Linked DNA regions of Homo sapiens: regions 2 and 3 are each linked to region 1. The links are chromatin contacts, found by Hi-C or POLR2A ChIA-PET in ENCODE. All regions are on one chromosome and are shown on one strand. The core of a region is the stretch at or near the end of the contact, and the rest is flanking DNA. Distances in the headings are between cores, read along the strand shown.

The links. A loop is a pair of places that touch in the nucleus more often than their neighbours do. ChIA-PET counts read pairs that join two places held with the same protein, here RNA polymerase II (POLR2A). Pooled maps may share reads with other maps.
Region 2: a loop to region 1 is called in a pooled map, with 7 times the contacts of the local background. The contact joins the promoter of GNL1 here to the promoter of EHMT2 in region 1. A Hi-C loop is called at or near these places in 4 of 50 pooled maps. POLR2A ChIA-PET finds 5 or more read pairs at or near these places in 2 of 52 experiments (T-cell and naive thymus-derived CD8-positive, alpha-beta T cell).
Region 3: a loop to region 1 is called in a pooled map, with 6 times the contacts of the local background. The contact joins the promoter of RXRB here to the promoter of EHMT2 in region 1. A Hi-C loop is called at or near these places in 1 of 168 maps with a recorded cell type or tissue (CD4-positive, alpha-beta memory T cell) and 7 of 50 pooled maps. POLR2A ChIA-PET finds 5 or more read pairs at or near these places in 1 of 52 experiments (BJ).

What each region holds. Positions count from the first base shown.
Region 1 is chr6:31,895,095-31,899,476 of GRCh38, forward strand. It overlaps EHMT2 (euchromatic histone lysine methyltransferase 2), which reads right to left and starts at 2,604. Exons shown (of 28, transcript NM_006709.5): 1 at 2,542-2,604; 2 at 1,829-1,895; 3 at 1,512-1,730; 4 at 1,169-1,422. The coding sequence starts at 2,583. It also overlaps a transcript of C2 not described here. RefSeq lists enhancers at 1,747-2,443, 2,527-3,121.
Region 2 is chr6:30,554,258-30,558,639 of GRCh38, forward strand. GNL1 (G protein nucleolar 1 (putative)) reads right to left here and starts at 2,232. Exons shown (of 12, transcript NM_005275.5): 1 at 1,874-2,232; 2 at 1,298-1,463; 3 at 798-934; 4 at 507-658; 5 at 318-389. The coding sequence starts at 1,946. PRR3 (proline rich 3) reads left to right here and starts at 3,038. Exons shown (of 4, transcript NM_025263.4): 1 at 3,038-3,193; 2 at 3,893-3,955. The coding sequence starts at 3,088. RefSeq lists enhancers at 1,510-2,075, 2,076-2,640, 2,641-3,205.
Region 3 is chr6:33,198,920-33,203,301 of GRCh38, forward strand. RXRB (retinoid X receptor beta) reads right to left here and starts at 1,746. Exons shown (of 10, transcript NM_021976.5): 1 at 1,323-1,746; 2 at 250-497. The coding sequence starts at 1,557. SLC39A7 (solute carrier family 39 member 7) reads left to right here and starts at 1,948. Exons shown (of 7, transcript NM_006979.3): 1 at 1,948-2,737; 2 at 2,826-2,994; 3 at 3,153-3,206; 4 at 3,344-3,508; 5 at 3,641-3,781; 6 at 3,991-4,187. The coding sequence starts at 2,327. It also overlaps the pseudogene RNY4P10. RefSeq lists enhancers at 1,475-1,976, 1,977-2,478, 2,479-2,980.

The sequences.
Region 1 (4,382 bases), core at 1,354-3,853:
GTAGCTCATAGCAACCTGTGCTATGTGAAGCAGGCAAAATTGATCAGGCTCAGCGAGAAGTCAGCATGGAACGGTTAGGGCCCATGCCTGGAGGCAACTGCTTAAAGGCATTTTGTACCTGACTAGGGTGCTGCTTCACCCATTATCTTCATGTGCCTAATATCTGTGAGACAAAGAACAATGTATAGCAGATCAATAGCTTGTTATTCTAATGTAAACTGGTAAACAATTTAGGAACTGCCTCTTCTTTTCCTTTGTTATTTCTTCAATCTTTTAAAAAATTTTTATCTTTTTTTTTTTCTTTTTGCGGCTCCTTCCAGAGCAGGGCTAACTCCTACGCAGTGTGCCCAGAGTCAGCCTGTTTTTTTTCAATATCTTCACGTCATCCAATCTTCTTTTCCTTTAAAAACCTACTTGTGGGCTGGTTGTGGTGGCTTGCACCTGTAATCCCAGCACTTTGCGAGGTCAAGGCAGGAAGATTGCTGAAGCCCAGCAGTTTGAGACCAGCCTGGGCAACATAGTGAAACTGTCTTCAAAAACAAAACAAAACAAACAAAAAAACCCCTACTTATAACTGCTGCTAATCAGAGTGTATTTTCACGGCAACTTGAATCTTTGCTCCTAAAGGCTGTCCTCAAAACCTGACCAAATATACTTTACTTAATGTTAAGTTTGCCTCAGTTTTTTCCTTTAGGTCAACAATAGGTATGACCCAAGAACCCTAGAACTTGGTCATAAAGCTTCTGGTGCCCTTGTCACTTCCCTCCTCTATTATTTCTGTGGCCCTCATCTCCTTTCCCACTGGGATTCCCAGGAAAAACTTTACAAATAGAGCAGTGACAGATGAGTTCCCCAAGGGCTTGCTTTGAGGTAGAAAGGAAGAGTGGTTTGAAATTCCCTTACCTTGTCATTATCATAAGAGTAATTAAGACATTAACTATATAATTGACTCTTTAACATCAAACTTTCACCACCCAAGAATGTAAACTGCAGGAAGAGAGGAACCTGTCTGTTGGTTCACAGATCAAGCACAGCCTAATATTTGACACACAGCAGCCCCTTGCTTAAATATGTGAATGAGTAAATGGAGTAGAAGCCTTAAGTGAAACTGTAAAAGAGCTCACCAAAGGTTTATGGTTGATTATCCCATCTCTCCCATCCCACTCACCTGTCCATTTCCTGGTTTGGACATGGTTTTGCGGGCTCGGTGGACCTTGGGCTGTCCCTCTGGGCTCGTGGTGGCTGGAGGGGGTTCAGACCCTGCTGCTGCAGCTCCCTGGGCTCCTGGCATACTCAGTAGCCTCATAGCCAAACTCTGGACAGATGGAGGTGATTTTCCCGCCCCTGTCATTGACATCTTGGCCCGGCTAGGACAGGAACCCCCCTTGCTGGGGGAAGAGGGGAATGACTTTGTGGCATGGCCTAGAAAACAGGCAAGCAAAAGGCAAGATAAGAAAGAAGGCAAGAGTCAGAAATTTCCCACCAACCCCCCAGGCTACCCAGCCTCTCACCCAGCAGGATCCGGCCCCCACGGAGGTCCCCATCTCCCTCAAGATTCTCAGATTCATCCCCAATGAGTGGTGTAGCCCCTACAGGGGTGTCAGCCCCCTCATCACCAACAGTGACAGTGACAGAGGCTGGAGATGAGGGGCCAGCAGGCTCCAGGGAGTCGGGGGTGGCCTTGGGCAGGGTTTCTTCACTACGAGGGGTGTCCCCCAAAGAGCCATGAACTGTAGAGGAAGAGAAAAAGTTCAGAGCTAAGGGCTCAGGAGATCCTGTGTTTAGGGAAGGTGACGGTCCAATTGGGGCCCGTTTTAGCTGCACTCACCTCTCTCGGTGGCTCCTCTGGTTTCCTTCTCCAGCAGCAGCGCCCCCATCTCAGCGGGGGCCTCCCCCTGGGAGGGGAGACAAGGGACAGGAGGGCTGGTCAGCCCAGTAGAGAGTTGGGGGGTCCAGGATGCCTGGGCCCTGGGAAGAGAGAGTAGGCTCCGGGGCCTACCTCTTCCTCTGTGGGGCCCCCCCCTTCCGCGGCCTCGGCTGCCCGGAGGGGCCGCACGACCCCTCCCCCGGGCCCGCATCAACCCCCTCCCTCTCGGTAGACCCCGCATCTCTGGGGCCGAGAGAAGAGGAGGGGGAGGGGGCGGGGCCTCCGCGCCCCGGCCCCGCCCCCTCCTCCCGGCTGCACGCGCCGCTCCCCCTTTGTCCCCCAGGCCGCGGGGACCCCGGGCACCAACCCCTCCAGCACCCGCTGCCCCCCAGCCCGGTGGACGGCCCCTCGTGCCCCTCACGCGTGCTCCTGGGGCCCCGGCGCCCGTCGCCCACTCAGGGGCAGCCGGCGGCTGCACGCGCGCCTCCGTGCCCACTCCCCCCACCTCCCACACCCTGGTCCCCTCATCCGCCCCCGGTGCTGGCCCCCTGGATTGCTGCAAGTCCCGCCCGGGCCCCCCGGCCCCGTTGCACCCCCGGAGCATTGCACGGGCGCGCGCTTCCCCCGGGCGCGCGCGCGGGCATGCACCCGCCTCTCCCCCTCCCCTTCCGCACCTCGGCGGCCGCCGCCGCTGCAGCTCCCGCCGCCGCCGCCATCGCCGCTTGCGCTGGGGGCCGAGCCGGCGCGCGGCCGCCCCGGGTCACGTGGGCGAGGGAGGGAGGGCGAGGAGGAGCCTTAAAGGAGCCGCTACATGCTTTTTGGCCATTTTCCCCTGAGAGCGGCCTCGGAGATGGCTGTGACTGTCCTAAGCTGGGAGCTGCAAGGGAGAATTCCTGTCATTCCTGGCCTCAGTTCTGCAGGGACCGAGGGCGAGACACGCCTGGGCCCAGGTGTGGCGTCTCTGTCCCCATCTGGTTTTAGGTAACAAGCGGAGCTTCTGAACTTCTCGGCTCTCGGCAGCGGCTGTATTTCCTCTGGCCTGGTTGGGCTTTTCCCGCCTCTGGTTGCTTTTCTGCCTTTCTAGTTTTTGGGTTACCAGATAGAAGGCTTGGCCTCAGTTTTGGCCTCGCCTTTTTGCTCTTTCTAACGAGCACGAAGGGGCGATAGGGACGCGGAGGACACCTTTATTCTTGGCTGGTTCTAGCATGCTGCTTCATGTCCCCTGGAGCAGCGTGCCCTTCTGAAAACCTGTGGCTAAATGTCTCTTCTGTTTATATCAGGCGTGTTACACCTTCACACGCACTAGGGATCCAGGTAAGCCCAGCGGCCCGAACGTCATTACTGACTGGTGACACTGCAGTAAGTAAACCTTTTTTGCCGAACACTTCATAAGCACAGTCAGGTACTCCGTGGGTCATAGCCCAGCGGACAATTTAAGTATAAATGATATACACCAAGATAGACAATCTCGATAGCTGTATTTAGGGTACCATCCCTTTAGGTATTACGTTTTGGTCGAGTTTGGAAAAGATCTGTATGATTTCACACGCAGTATTTGACACAGGCAGGTGGGGCACCTGAGGCCAATTAAAGGCCTTCTGGGAACTGTAGTTCTCTTTGGTTAACTATTCCAGAGCTTTCTGGGAATTGTAGTTTTCCCTGCACCTTAATCCAAACTTAGCTTTTTTTTTTTTTTTTTAGCTTTCCTGAAGACATGACCTATTTACCCCAGACAAAATATGACCAAACAGACTCCTGCTTACAATTTCCGTGGGCAGGTTGGCCACCTGTAGCTCATCCCTAGCACTGATCCTAAGTCCCTCAAATAGAGTTCATGTGCATCCCCACGACTGCCAATCACTTGTACTGTGAGGTACCTGGCTAAGTGTTGAGATTGCAGAACTGGTGGAGGGCTGGGGGTGGGGACTTGGGGGAGTCCCTGACCAGAGGAGCTCACTTGTCACACTCCTCTCCCATGTTTAGGGCTGGGCTCCTTCAGGCAAGGGATATGCAGAGTTGTGACCTCTAGGTATTAAGAACGCAGCATCACAGGGAGAGGCTGTCTAGGGCAGGATAGTCATGTACACGCAGTTGCCAGAGTGTAAAGGAAAAAAAAAAGTTTTTTTTTGTTTTTTATTTTGTGGAAAACAAAAGCAGAAAAACTAAAACCCCAAACTCCAGAAAAAATCCTAAAAAATATGTTTTTTCTTAAAAAATACTGTATGTCTCTACTCCTCTCCCTCCCTCCCAACAGCCCTTCTTGTGTTCTTTCTTTTCTAAGTGCCCTATCCCCCCCACCCCCATGACTATCCATTGTTTCTTGCTATTGTACCCCCACTTCCCAATATCTACCCAGGATGCGCACCCCACGTTCTCTTACCTGGCGTCTTACTTTGTTCTCCCTCAAATTTCAGCAAGCCTCATACTCGCAGTCTCATTTCCCCAGCATGCAAGAACTGTCTCCCACTTCCTTTTCTGGGACTCAGTAATCTTTTCCCCTTACCACTCCCTCACC
Region 2 (4,382 bases), core at 982-3,481, 1.3 Mb before region 1:
TTGGGCTGGGCAGGAGGAAGTCCCCAGCTGCATTCATAGAATCCCTGGAGCTCCAACACTTGGATTTTCTATTGGTCTGTGATGAGCTAAAGGACAGGACATGGCTGTTTTGAAGAGAAGAGTGAGCTGGCCAAGGGAGGAATGACAGGCTATAAGAGAATAAAAAACTGAGTTCCTAACTGCGGACATCAGCACTAGGTAGAGATTAGAAAGACAGGAAGATAGATACCTCTCTGTCTCCCAACTCTTGCCTCTGACCTTTGCCCCTGAAAAACCTTTCTCCCTCCTCCTTGCCCACCCTTATCCCTAGTACTCACTGGATGTCGGATATCAGTGATAAGCAGGACGATGTCAGACATCTCTAACACCCGCCACAGCTGCCTCCATGTCTAAAAAGACAGGATCAGGAAGAGAAACTGAAAACAGAGTCCCTCTCCAGCCTGATCCCAAACCAATTTGACCATAGGTCACTATGCCCCACTCCTGTCCCTAGAGTACACTGTCACCTCCAGATTGTGCTCAAAGTAGCTGAGTTTCTCAGAGGAGTAAGCCCCATGAATCTTCCCAAGATAGTCTTGGAAGCTCCGTTCCTCTTGGCTCATTAGTTGCTCCTTGGACATCTCATAGCTCCAAGGAGGACGTCGAGGAAAGTCCAGAACTGGGAATTCAGGAAAAAGTCCAAGTGTGAGGAAATCTTCAGGATTCAAGAGTACATCCCAGACCCCTCCTTCCTCACAGTCGGCTTTTACCTTTCCAAACTCCTTCCCCAGCCCAATGCCTGTCTTGCTCTCACTCACCTGAGCCAGGCTGATACACCTCCCGGATGTCCAGCTCCAACAACTCAGCACTGACCGGCTGTAGAACTTGCTCCCGGGCTGCTCTCTTTCTCCTCTCTACCTCCTCCCTGCTGTCTCTCTCAAAATGCAGTCGGTATCTAAGGGAACAGGGACCGAGACATCCAGAGCAATCCTGTGGCCACAAACTCCTATTTTCTCCCCTCTTGTACAATCAACTTCGCAAACCATTCTCTCCAGAGTCGTTCAAGTCTCCTCTCTCAAGTCAGACTTCCCCCAAGTCCTTCTTTCAGGCAATACTCAGCCTTCTCCTTCTAAAAGCCCAACTCTCTCCAGCCCCTCTGGAAAGGAAGACTGTGGCCCGCTGTGGGGAGCCGAGTGGCTAGCGGAGAACTGTGGCATCCCAGGCCCACCGTCTTCACCAGTAGCAGCCCGCTTTCCCCCAAAGCTCTGACTTCCGGGTAGGCGGGAAAGCCGGGACCAGCGCCCCCTCCCACCCTCACCGATTTGGGTCGTAGCCTCGTGGACCCAGCCCCTGAGAAGGCTGCTGGTTAAGCCTGCGGATATGATGGGTCACAGACTCCCCGTCCGAGGTGTCGGTCTGTTCCTCTCGCCGCTCCCGGCTCCCGCTGCGGCTGTTGGAACTGGAGCGCAGCCCATCTTGAAGCCCTGCGGGGAGGGGCCGGTGACGCCAGTGCTGGCCAGCTCTCAGGGGCCATAAGACCCTCTCCCCCATCGGCCTGACTCCCTTTCATCCCACTCAACTTCTTCCGATGTTCAGTCCTCCCAGACACCCTATTTGGGACCCTCCCGGATGTGCGTGGGGGGAGTCACTCCTTCAGGGAGCAGTGGGGACGGCGCCCCGTGCTAGCTGGAGGGATTCCCCTCCCCCAACTCTCCATCCTTCCCCACCCCTTCCAGATGTAGGGGGGGTGGGGGATCCCCTCCGCGATAGGCCGCGAGGGTTGACGCGGTCCCACGACCCCCTCCCACGATCCCCAGAGGTGCAGCGGGCACACCCCTCCTTCCAGATGTGCGGAAGCCCGAGCCCCGCCCCCTCCTCCCGCTCCCGCACTGACCTCTCTTCCGCTCCCGTTTGTCCTGCAACTGCTTCTTCTTCTGCTTCACGCTGAATGGCTTCTTCCTCGGCATGGCCCGGACCAGTCACCTGGCCCGCCCTCCGCCGAGCTCCCGCCGCCTCAACTGACTGCCCCCCGGGGCAGCCCCCGCCGCAGGGGCCCGGGACCCTAGAGGAGGCGGGGCTAGCAGGTGACGTCAGCGGGCGGGCCCGACAGAATTACCGCCGCGGCGGCGATGGAAGGCGGACGGGGGAGATATAGTCACTTCCCTCCAGGAGCGAGGCGAGAGGATGATGCGGGGTGGGCTACTGGCACGTGAGAGCCAGTGGCACCGAGAGGGCGCCCCGGCGGCGAGGAAGGAGGCGCGCGTGGGAGGACCAGGCTAACTCCGTCACGGACGCTACCAACTCGCGTTCGGAGGAGGGGGGGCGCGTGTCATCACTACCTTGCGCTCCCGGGAGAACCTACCACTCACCTGGAGGGGGCGGCGGAGCGGAGGGCGGGGCCTACTACCTAGGGGAGAGGGGGCGTGGACACGCTGAGGCTATACTACAAAGCCCCGGGCTTGACCTTAGTGGAAAGCCGAGACTGCGTCCAGGTTGCTGGACTACACCGGGGGCACGGTCAGAGGTCTTTAGGGGAGGGCGGCGGTCTGAGAGTCCTGGGTGCCGACCTGTTGGGACCCAAATTCCTTGTGGGAACGATGATAAGGAGCAGGTTTACAGATCATAAGTGCAAAAGCGGGCGAGAAGGGAAACCCAAGCGGGACAAGGACTTTTGGGGGGAGGTCAAAGGGCACGAAGTTGTGCCTGCAGCTGTTACCATAGTAACCGAGGACCGGATGTGGCGATCTTACGGTGCGACAGTCCTCTTCTCAGGCCCTCTGGCCCGAGAGCCTGTTGACTCTGTGACACACTCTGAGGAGCTGGTTGTGGTGTTTTCCAGCGAGGGAAGAAAAGAGTAATTTTTTCAAAGCATTTATAGAAACGCAGCAAAGGGAAGGTGTGAGGTTGCCGCCATGCCTGGCAGAGACGGAGGGAGGCAGTTGGCTCCGGAATGCGGCCGCCGCAGATGTTCTCCGCAACCTTCCGGAAGTGGAATGGCGGGAGCCTCAGCATTGCTGCCCACCGACCCCCCGGAAGCGGAAACAGAATCCCCGCGTGCCCCTTCCTCACTACCCTCCAAATCCCGCTGCAGCCATTGCCGCAGACACGATGCCGAAACGAAAGAAGCAGAATCATCACCAGCCACCGACACAGCAGCAGCCCCCGCTGCCCGAGCGGGAAGAGACTGGAGATGAGGAGGATGGGAGTCCCATCGGTGAGGGGTCTGGGAGGGATGTGCACATGCCTGTCAAGCCCGTCCGGGCAAGGGGCTAGGGGCTAATAAGGTGCGAAGGAGGGGGCTGTAACGGAAGGAGGAAGGGCGCACGCGCTGGGGAGGGATGGAAGTGGGGCTCTCCCAAATGGAGCCTTGAACCAGGAGTTCTCTTACTGGAACCATCAACCTCAATACGGCCCCAGACCTTTCTGGAGAAGGCGGGGGTGGAGAGAATAAAGAGCTCTTTTGCGCAGCCGCAGAACAGTAGGGGAAAGGGGTAGTAGAGATGTTGCAGATTGCGATGACTGGGATGACAGTTTGTATCCAGACTTTGACTGAAAAGGTACAGGTGCAGCTTTCTCTAAACTAGTCCTCTGGCCAGCAGTTAAGGTGAGGGATTGGTTCATGTCTGGAGACACTTAGGTTGTTTTGGATAGCGACGGTACGGTGAAGAAAAAAAGTTGTCAGTATCTTTTCCTGCATTATCCCCTTTGATTGAATATCTACTTTTTGCAAACCCTGAAACAGCTTTGCAGAAAAAAGGGCAGATAGATGGGGTGAGAACTCCCAAGACTGCTGAAAATATACCTGACTTTACTGGTTGAATTAAGAAATAAGTAATACAAGAAAAACACCTAAGAACAGAATCATCAGTCCTTTAATCCATTCTGATGACCATATTTTCATGTCTGCTCTTAGGACCACCCAGCCTTCTGGGCCCTCCCCCCATGGCCAATGGAAAACCTGGCGACCCTAAGTCAGGTGAGGAGGAAGGGGCCCTGATCCTTGTATTAGGTCGTAGAGAAGACAGCAAGGGAGGGGATAAAACCCAGGAAGGACTTAAAAATAAAAGATCAGGGATTCCATCCCTAAATGAATGGAGAGAAGTTGTATATTTGCTGATTTAAAAACTCAATGTTGTAAAAATGTCACTTCTTCCCAAATTGATAAACAGATTTCATGCATTCCAAGTCAGAACACCCATAATGTTTTTGTGGAAATACACATTATTATAGGGAAATGCAAAATATCAAGGCGACTATCAAGACAATCTTGAAGTGGGAGGGCTTACTATGAATATCAAGATTTGTAAGCTGGGCATGGTGGCACACGCCTGTAGTCCCAGTTACTCAGGAGGCTGAGGTGCGAGGATCCTTTGAGCCCAGGAGTTTTTGAGGCCACTCTGGGC
Region 3 (4,382 bases), core at 496-2,995, 1.3 Mb after region 1:
AAAAAAAAAAAAAAACACACACACACACACAAAAACAAAGAATATTAGAGTTCTTTTAGGGGAGGAAGCATGCACTGAAAGATCAGTCACCTCAGGAAAGGCAAGGGGTCTCATAAAGACCACAGGCCTGACAAGGTTAGAGGATTGGAAGGTCAATGGGCCATGGGGAAGTTCACACAAGGATCTGGGGTTACAAGGAAAACAAGAAAATGAAAGTGGCCAGGCAGTAAGTTGGTCACAACCTCTCACCTGGGGGCTGCTGACAGGCCCGGAGAATCCTGGGGGAGCTGGAGGGGGCAGACCAGGGGACCCCATGGAAGAACTGATGACTGGAAAGGGAGAGCCCAGTGGGGGTGGTGGCATCGGGGGTGGGGGTGGGGCCCCAGAGCCTCCAAGGGATGGAGCTGTTGAAGGGGGTAGGGGTGGCCCAGGAGGAGAAGGGGGAGGGACTCCCTGGGGAAGGGGATTTGGGGAGGAGCTGTCTGGGCTTCGGGAGTCTGAGGGAGGGGTATGTACAGGCACACAGACACACAAGAGACAGAAGAGACAAAAAAAGAAAATGAGTCTTCAAACATCCAACTAGAGACTTTAATTCTCTAATACCCCACCGTGCCGGACCCAGCCCACTCCACCCATCCCCAAGTTCAGAGACACCCTGCTGTCAAACAACAGTGTAACTCCGGCTGGTCCGATGGTAGTGGGTTATCAGAACTTATTAACATTTGTGTCACTAAAATTGGTATACAACCTCCCACTGCTATATTTGACTGGCTAAAAAAACCCAAAAACAGCGTAACTCCTCATTGTGGTGAGAGGAGGGAGTTGACAAGGAGAGGAGGATAGTTCAGGTGAGGAAAATTTTCCAACCAATCCATTTGAATGAATACCAGGTCATCCCAAAGCCACACCTGTCTCGTGGGTGGGGCAGCACGTGGGGTAGACCATCGAGCCCCTCTATTCCCAGCGTAAAGCCAGGTAGCCAGAGCGTGCAAGGGAAAGAGACAGGCAGGAGAGACCCCTCCTAAGACGCAGGATCTGCCTGTAAACGCCCAAAGTCCTGAGGTTTAAGAGGAATCGTGCCCTTCCCAGGCCCGCGACCTCCGGTGCCCAAGGCCTCAAGCGGTCACAGCTAGGAGGGCGGAAGCTCCCCTTCCCCGCCCCGCCCCGGGGGGGAGGGTGCTAAGGCCCTCGGGAGGGAGGGGACGCGTGTTTACAAACAAGGGGGCGGGAGCGCAAGGAAAAGAGCACCGGGGGAGGGTGTGGGGGAGGGGTCGCAGATAAAGCGGTCACTGGCTCGCCTGCCCTTCTGCTGGGGCACTCACCCCGCCCGCTGTCGCCCATCCCGTCCCGTCCAGCCTCCCCTGGCTCCGGCTCCGGGGTTTGTTGTTCTCCGCCTGCCACCGCCGCCGCCGCCGCCGCTGCGGGATCCAGCCAGGGCCGTCGCCGCCGCCACCGGGACGCGACCCCACAATGCATTTCTTTTCGCACCCCCACCGGCCCACACTGCCCTGCGGCATGCCGCTGAGGGAGGAAGGGCGGGCGAGCGGCCCAAGACATGATCCCTGGCTGAGAGTAGGGATACCGAAGAGGTCCCAGGGATTCCCAAGGATTGATCGGAGGATTAGCTGAGCACGAGGAAGCCCCTGAGAGAAAGACTCTGGCCTGGATTGGGTCGAATTAAGCCCGTCGCTCTGCTCAGTACCAAAATGACAGCGCCAATGTGGCAGCCATCTTTGTACAGACGGGAAGTCTCGGCGCGAGTTCCCGCCCCCTCGTCTAGTTGGAAACCGAGGAGGCGGTCTCCTCCGGCCTGTTAGCCCGCCTCGCCCACCCTCCCCTCAAATCACCTCCACACTCGCGCATGCGTGTCAGTGCAGGATGGATTCGTCGCTACCGGAGTGCCGCCATATTGGTAAAGGCATTAGGGCGAAGGTGGAACGGAACTTCCTGTTCTCGCGGGATCTAAAGGCGGGACTGCCACGTCCAAGCAAACCGGGAAAGGAGAGGATCCCGGAGCCGGTGAGAATTCTCTGTTTTTTCTCTACCATCCTTTCCAGGCCTTTTCCTCACCTAATGAGTCGTAGAGACGAGGGCCCAGAGAGTCTGTAAAGTGGCTGGTGAAAGATTAGTGTCCCAGGGCCCTACATCCGGGAGGTGGTTCGGGATAAAGAGAACTAGTCTTGGGAACAATGTAGGTGGGAACTTAAGGGAATGGGAGAGCGGCCCATAGAGGTGGACGGAGGGCGCGATTGGAGTAAAGCGGACCCTGTGTAGGTATAGAGTTGAGTCAAGTGGAGTCACTGCCTCTGTCCCTCTGGTCAGCGTGATGGCCAGAGGCCTGGGGGCCCCCCACTGGGTGGCCGTGGGACTGCTGACCTGGGCGACCTTGGGGCTTCTGGTGGCTGGACTCGGGGGTCATGACGACCTGCACGACGATCTGCAAGAGGACTTCCATGGCCACAGCCACAGGCACTCACATGAAGATTTCCACCATGGCCACAGCCATGCCCATGGCCATGGCCACACTCACGAGAGCATCTGGCATGGACATACCCACGATCACGACCATGGACATTCACATGAGGATTTACACCATGGCCATAGCCATGGCTACTCCCATGAGAGCCTCTACCACAGAGGACATGGACATGACCATGAGCATAGCCATGGAGGCTATGGGGAGTCTGGGGCTCCAGGCATCAAGCAGGACCTGGATGCTGTCACTCTCTGGGCTTATGTGAGTCTCCAGGGGATGGGAGAGAGAAGGGCTGGTTCTGGATTGTTGGGAAACTCCACAGTACTTGACCTTGACTCTCCCTCACCAGGCACTGGGGGCCACAGTGCTGATCTCAGCAGCTCCATTTTTTGTCCTCTTCCTTATCCCCGTGGAGTCGAACTCTCCCCGGCATCGCTCTCTACTTCAGATCTTGCTCAGTTTTGCTTCCGGTGGGCTCCTGGGAGATGCTTTCCTGCACCTCATTCCTCATGCTCTTGGTAAGTAACCTCTGACTTCTACCTCAAATCTAACCTATTTCGTTCTTTGGAGGAAAAGGGTTCTTTCTCCTTTATGATCCCTGACCTTTCGATATTCCCCCAAATACACACTCATTGTGTCAGATATTCCCTCATCTGGTTTTCCCCCCTTCTTCCAGAACCTCATTCTCACCACACTCTGGAGCAACCCGGACATGGACACTCCCACAGTGGTGAGGAAGAGACAGATGGGGATGGGAGTTGGGGTGCTGGGGAAGGTCCGTCTCTCCCTATTCCTCACCTCCCGCACTTGAGGAGGAGGAGTCTGGAATGCACATCTCCCTTAATGTCTCAATGCCTCCATTCCCAGGCCAGGGCCCCATTCTGTCTGTGGGACTGTGGGTTCTCAGTGGAATTGTTGCCTTTCTTGTCGTGGAGAAATTTGTGAGACATGTGAAAGGAGGACATGGTCACAGTCATGGACATGGACACGCTCACAGTCATACACGTGGAAGTCATGGACATGGAAGACAAGGTGAGCCCAGGAACAACTTTCCTGAAAGCTGACTTGCCTGCCTCAGAATCTCCTCATCTTATGGCCCTCAGGAGGGAGAGGACATGTTGGAAGATCTGTTCTCCACTCTGACCAACTCTTTTCTTCCCTCAGAGCGTTCTACCAAGGAGAAGCAGAGCTCAGAGGAAGAAGAAAAGGAAACAAGAGGGGTTCAGAAGAGGCGAGGAGGGAGCACAGTACCCAAAGATGGGCCAGTGAGACCTCAGAACGCTGAAGAAGAAAAAAGAGGCTTAGGTAAGGGCCAGAGTTGGTGATAAATTTGGGCAAGGGACATCATCACAAATCACATGGAATATGTGCTGTGGGTAATGGCAGGTATCTGAGAAACACTAAAGGACTGGGTGTAAAGTGGTCTCTGAGGGGAGGTGTGAGAATAGCTGACCAAGACTGGAACAAGTGGTGATGGAAGCCTCTGATCATTTTCTCTTCTTGTCCTGTACAAGACCTGCGTGTGTCGGGGTACCTGAATCTGGCTGCTGACTTGGCACACAACTTCACTGATGGTCTGGCCATTGGGGCTTCCTTTCGAGGGGGCCGGGGACTAGGGATCCTGACCACAATGACTGTCCTGCTACATGAAGTGCCCCACGAGGTCGGAGACTTTGCCATCTTGGTCCAGTCTGGCTGCAGCAAAAAGCAGGTTGGTGATGTCTGCCAAACACAGCTGCCTCAAACCCTTTATCTCTCCTCACTCACCCTAAACCCAAACAGCCTCTTATTAGTTCCAAACAATTCATACTGTCATTGACAAGTCCTCTAGAAATGAGGGGGAAGAAGTTCTGGTTACTTTGTCCTTTAGCTCAGTATTTCTTAAACTGGTCTATAAACCATCTGA